2 separate regions of the Homo sapiens genome follow, and region 2 is linked to region 1. Evidence: chromatin loops called from intact Hi-C (ENCODE). Cell type or tissue: HepG2. All regions are shown on one strand. Links, peaks and the distances in the headings refer to the core of each region. The heading gives the core; the rest is flanking DNA. Region 1 overlaps LOC124902283 (a long non-coding RNA gene). Region 2 overlaps LINC01503 (long intergenic non-protein coding RNA 1503).

What was found. Hi-C counts contacts between places; a loop is a spot of excess contacts. Peaks named below come from ENCODE experiments on the same cell type or tissue, not always from the same donor. Only the 100,000 strongest peaks of a DNase experiment are listed, where the experiment ranks them.
Region 2: it touches region 1 in a loop (5-fold over the local background); 36 of 110 quality-filtered maps call a loop at or near these places.

Annotation. Positions count from the first base shown.
Region 1 is chr9:129,475,657-129,478,501 of GRCh38, reverse strand. It overlaps LOC124902283 (a long non-coding RNA gene), which reads left to right. Exons shown (of 2, transcript XR_007061814.1): 2 at 876-1,666. Among named protein-coding and RNA genes, the nearest start is that of LINC00963, 12 kb to the left of the region's middle. In HepG2, for the core only: a CTCF peak has its summit at 1,163 (motif pointing right); a DNase peak (open chromatin) is centred at 1,601; H3K4me3 peaks cover 641 bases.
Region 2 is chr9:129,342,604-129,345,512 of GRCh38, reverse strand. The region is part of intron 3 of LINC01503 (long intergenic non-protein coding RNA 1503); the gene reads right to left. Among named protein-coding and RNA genes, the nearest start is that of LINC01503, 7.1 kb to the right of the region's middle. In HepG2, for the core only: a CTCF peak has its summit at 1,424; a DNase peak (open chromatin) is centred at 1,522.

The DNA of each region.
Region 1 (2,845 bases), core at 1-2,500:
ATTTTTGTATTTTTTGTAGAGACAGGGTTTTGCCATGTTGCCCAGGCTGGTCTCAAACTCTTGGGCTCAAATCTTCCTTCCACCTTGGCCTCCCAAAGTGCCGGGATTACAGGTGTGAACCACCACACCTGGCCTCACTCTCATGACCCCTCATGGGGTCTTGCCATGTTACCCAGGCAGGTCTTGAACACAAGCGATCCTCCTGACTCAGCCTCCCTAAGTGTTGGAATTGCAGACCTGAGCCACCGTGCCCGGCGCACTATTGTTTCTTGAAATTCAAATACGCTTCTTTCTTTTTCAGTCATTTGTAAATGTCTGGTAACCTTTCATAATGTTATTAATAATAATATTTCTAATAACTGGTAATCAATAACTGTACTCTCTGTAGCATTAACTGCATGCTTACTGAGAAAGGATGTACTCTAGTCCAGGCATGGTGGCTCACGCCTGTCATTCCAGCACTTTGGGAGGCCGAGGTGGGTGGATCACTTGAGGTCAGGAGTTTGAGACCAGCCTGGTCAACATGGTGAAACCCCATCTCTACTAAAAATATAAAAATTAGCCGAGTGTGGTGGCACGTGCCTATAATCTCAGCTATTCGAGAGGATGAGGCATGAGAATCGCTTGAACGTGAGACGCGGAGGTTTCAGTGAGCTGAGATCATGCCACTGCACTCCAGCCTGGGTGACAGAGCCAGAAGCTGTCTCAAAAACAACAACAACAAAAACAAAAACAACAAAGAAAGGAAGGAAAGGAGAGGGAGAGGAAAAAGGAAAGAAAGGCTATATTCTAAGTGCTTATGTGTATAAATGTGTGTAATTGACATGGCAGTCCTATGAGAAGGGTGTTTATTTGTGCTATCACTCTTGTTTTAGAGATGAGGACACTGAGGCTCAGAGGGCTGACATGCCAAGCCCCAGGGCACAGGAAGGCAGGCCTCTGCTTCCACCTCACATCCCCCAGTGCCTCTGGAAACCGCAGCCTGTGGAGGGCCTGAGGTCGCTTATCACCTGTCTCTGCAGCTCATCCTCAGCAAAGACTGAGGGTCCTTGATGCTGTCCGGGTCCTTGATGCTGTCCCCATCTTTATGCCAGGTCTCATCTCAGAGGCAGGCTCAGGAAGGGAGCTGGGAGATGCCGGCAGAGGGCCCAGGAGAGGCACACTGCCCACCAGCTAGGAGCTGCTTCTGACCTCGCTGGCCGATGGCCGGGGACCCTGGCCCCTCCCAACCCCAGGGACACAAAGCAGAAGATCCCAGAATGGGGATGGGGAGAGAGGACCATCTTGTTCAACTTCCTCATTCTATACCAGGAAAACAGGCATCGGAGAAGGGAAGAGATACCTCAAGGTCAACGCCAAGTCCAGCAGCTGCTGCTCTCCTGAGTCCTCCACGTGGACTTCTTCTGCGTTCCCACATCTCATTCCTCCAATTTTTTTTTAAAAATTGTTAGTAGTAGCATAATACTAAGAAAGCACTATTCAAAGGAACAAGAAGACCCACCGTGTGCGGAACGGTCACTGTGCACCAGGCAACGTGACCCGCAATTTTCTCTCCTATAAAACGGGGATGAGAACAGGGCCTCCCCTGCTGACTCATGGGAAGAGGTTAAGATCAAAGGTGACAGTGGACATGAATCAGCATTTTATAAACCACAAGACATTGTCACCATGGCTATCTTTGGTTTTTATTATTTATTTTTTAATTTTTTAATTTTTATTTTTTGAGAGCAGGGTCTCACTCTGTTACCCAGGCTGCAGTGCAGTGGTGCAATCATGGCTCTCTGCAGGCTCAAATCCTGGGCTCAAGCAATCCTCCACTCAGCCTCCTGAGTAGGTGGGACTATAGGTGTGTGCCACCTTGCTATTAAATTACCTGGCTATGGCCGGGCACAGTGGCTCACACCTGTAATCCCAACACTTTGGGAGGCTGAGGCGGGTGGATCACTTGAGGTCAGGAGTTCAAGACCAGCCTGGCCAACCCCGTCTCTACTGAAAATACAAAAATTAGCTGGGCATGGTGGCACATGCCTGTAATCTCAGCTGCTAGAGAGGCTGAGACACAAGAATTGCTTGAACTTGGGAGGCAGAGGTTGCAGTGGGTCGAGATTGCCCCACTGCACTCCAGCCTGGGTGACAGAGCGGGACCCTGTCTCCAAAACAAAAAATAAAATAAATAAATAAATAAATAAATTACCTAGTTAACTGAAAAAAATTTTTTGTGAAGACGGTCTCAGCCGGGCGTGGTGGTTCATGCCTGTAATCCCAGCACTTTGAGAGGCTGAGGCGGGTGGATCACCTGACGTCAGGAGTTCGAGCCAGCCTGACCAACATGGTGAAACCCCGTCTCTACTAAAAATACAAAAATTAGCTGGGCATGGTGGCGGGCGCCTGTAATCCCAGCTACTTGAGAGGCTGAGGCAGGATAATCGCTTGAACCCTGGAGGCTGAGGTTGCAGCCGAGATCGCACCTCTGCACTCCACCCTGGGCAACAAGAGTGAAACTCTGTCTCAAAAAAAAAAGACAGGGTCTCAAGTATGTTGCTCAGGCTGGTCTTGAACTCAAGCAATCTGGCTTGGCCTCCCAAAGTGCTCGGACTACAGGCATGAGCCACCTTGCCCAGCCCCGTGGTTAGCTTTGAATCCTGGGCATAGAAGCTAGAAGTAAGCTCCTACCAGGGAAACCAGGTGACATTTAGGGCCCAGAAACAATCAGTTCTTCCAGGTTAGATCCTCCCTCGGAAAGCACATAGGGCCATTTACTCATTTGCTCATGGTCCACCTGAAAATCCTGCGTACAGCACCTGCTATGTGCAGCAGCTCAGCCCCGAGGCTTTGAATGTAGGTT
Region 2 (2,909 bases), core at 284-2,783, 130 kb after region 1:
GACACTGTCTCAAAAAAGAAAAAAGAAAAAAAACTTAAAAGAAAGCCAGCTGTCAATAACATAAGAGAACTGAGAATAAAAATTTTTTAAAATACACATAAAATGTGCCATCTTAACCATTTTTAAGTGTGTAGTTCTGTAGTGTTAAGTACATTCATGCTATTGTGCAACGGTCACCACCATCCACCCACAGAACTCTTTTCATCCTGTAAAACTTAAACTCTGTACCCGTGAAATACTAACTCCTCCTTCTCCCTGGCCATCACCATTCCACTCTCTGTCTCTATGAATGTGACTTCTTTAGAGCCTCACATAAGTGGAATCCTATTGTATTTGTCCTTTTGTGACAGGCTATTTTACTTAGCGTAATGTCTTCAAGGTTCATCCATGTTATAGCGTGTGTCAGAATTTCCTTTTTATGGCTAAATAATATTCCATTGTACGTATGTATCAAATTTTGTTTATTCCTGCATTCAAGGACACTTGAGTTGCTTCCACCTTCTGGCTATTGTGAGTGATGTTGCTATGAAGATGGGAGCATGAATATGTCTTCGAGGCCTTGCTTTCAACGCGTTTGGGTACATACCCAGAAGTGGAAATGCTAGATCATATGGTAATTCTATTTTTACTTTTTTTGAGGAACTGCCATGCTGTTTTCCACAGCGGCTGCACCATTTTCATTCCTACCAGCAATGCTTGAGAGTTCCAATTTCTCCACCTCCTCCCCACCAGCCCTTGTTCTTTCTGGTTCCTGATAGTAGCCATCCTAATGGGTGGGAGGTGACGTCTCATCCGGGTTTTCATCTGCATTTCCCTAATGATTAAGGAGGGGATAAGGGCTTTTTCTTTTTTCTTTTCTTTCTTTTTTTTTTTTTTTTTTTTTTGAGACAGAGTCTTACTCTGTCGCCCAGGCTGCAGTGCAGTGGCGCAATCTCGGTTCACTGCAACCTCCGCCTCCCGGGTTCAAGCGATTCTCCTGCCTCAGCCTCCTGAGTAGTGGGATTACGGGTGCATACCACCACACCGGACTAGTTTTTGTATTTTGGGTAGAGATGGGATTTCACCTTGTTGACCAGGCTGGTCTTGAACTCCTGACCTCAATTGATCTGCCTGCCTTGGCCTCCCAAAGTGCTGGAGTTACAGTCATGAGCCACCTCGCCCAGCCTGGTGAGGGTTTTTTCAATGCCGCTGGTGGGTCTACAGCAGTGCAGTCACCTGGTTCTGCTTCCACAGGAGGAAATGAGGGTCCCGGTGCCACCCCCCTCCCGGGGATGTTGTGGGAGTCCTCGAGCCCCAAACAAGCTAGTGGGGCTGCGTCTGCAGTGTGACCTGTGCCCCAGTGAACAGGCTGGGGGCCCAACTTCTCCGGAACCTCAGCCTCCGCCGATGTTGCAACCTCTCCTTCCCCTGCTGGGCCTCAGCAGGAACTGAGCTGGGCTTTTCCAGCTCCGGCCAATCCTGTGACCTGCAGTCCCCACCCAGCCTGGAACTCAGAGCAGAGAGGAGTCAGCACCACAGGGAGGCAGGTGACAGGGTCGTCTGCATGTCCCTTGGCTTCCGCATCCAGACAAAGGGCAGCTCTGTGTACAGTGTGTACAGGACATGCAGGACGAGCGTGCGGACTGTGTGGCCAGACAGATGCGGTCTGAGTCCCATTTCTGCCATTTGCCAGTGGTGTGACCTGGATAAGTCACTTCCCCTCCCCAGCCCTCACTTCGATCTGTGAAATGGTGCTTGGCACGCGGTAAGAACTCAGTACCTCCTACGATTCTCAACCCCATCCTTCTCCTCATCACCATCAACATCCACCAGGATGACCAGGTCACGCCTGTGTCCAACCATCCATGGCTCCCCCACTGCCTGCCAGAGACAGCCCATCACACTCTCATGGCTGCTGGCCACCGCCCAGACTGACCCCTGCCCACATCTCCATCCTCCTCTCCCTCTCGCTCGTCACATTCGGGGCTGCCCTCCTGTCCCTCAAACGCGAAGCTCTCCCTCCAGCCACAGGGCCTTTGCATATGCTGTTCCCTGCCTGGAATGTGCTTTCCCCACCCCATCCTGCGCTCCCTCTTCATCAGTTACCTCCTAAAAGACCTCTGAACCATGAAATTATTGGAATACTGTCCGTCTCCCTACGTCACTCTGTGAGGCCAGGATCATGCCTGCTTTGCTTCCCACTAAAGACAAGGTTGGTCCAGGTGCCCCCCAAATATTAGCCAAATGGAATTATTCCTTTCCAGAAAACCCCTGATTTTGGAAACTCAGGTTCCTTCCACAAAAACAAGCTATTCCCCACATAACTAAATAAGCTTTAACTTTCATACCTTTGGAAGGTTTTTTCCCCTTCATTAAGTGAACCAACCTGAGAAAGCCCTCAGCTACATCCTGTGTCCTCATTTTTCAGCTCAGAAAAATATGGTCACTGCACTTGGAGCAGCTGCTCCCAACGCCTGCCACGCCTCCTCCCAGCCCAGCCTCTGGCTGCCCCTTCCTCAGGACTCAAGGGAGGTTTTGGGCTGCTCTCTGGGTGACCCCTTGCTTGGGAATAAACACCCACCCTGAGGGACGGAGGACCCAGGTGGAGGTGCAGATGCGTTTCAGCCCCAACAACAAGGTCTTCAAGAGCCACAGTGAACCCTGCTCGGTGTCAGGGCCTGACCCAGCCGGGTGACACACAGCACCACAGCCAGCCGGGGGGCGAGGGTCACCTGGTTCTGCTTCCACAGGAGGAAATAAGGGTCCCAGTGCCACCCCCCTCCCGGGGATGTTGTAGGAGTCCTCGACCCCTAAACAAGCTAGTGGGGCTGCGTCTACAGCGTGACCTGTGCCCCAGTGAACAGGCTGGGGGCCCAACTTCTCCGGAACCTCAGCCTCTGCCAGGTTCCGGACCCCAGGAGGGCCATGGG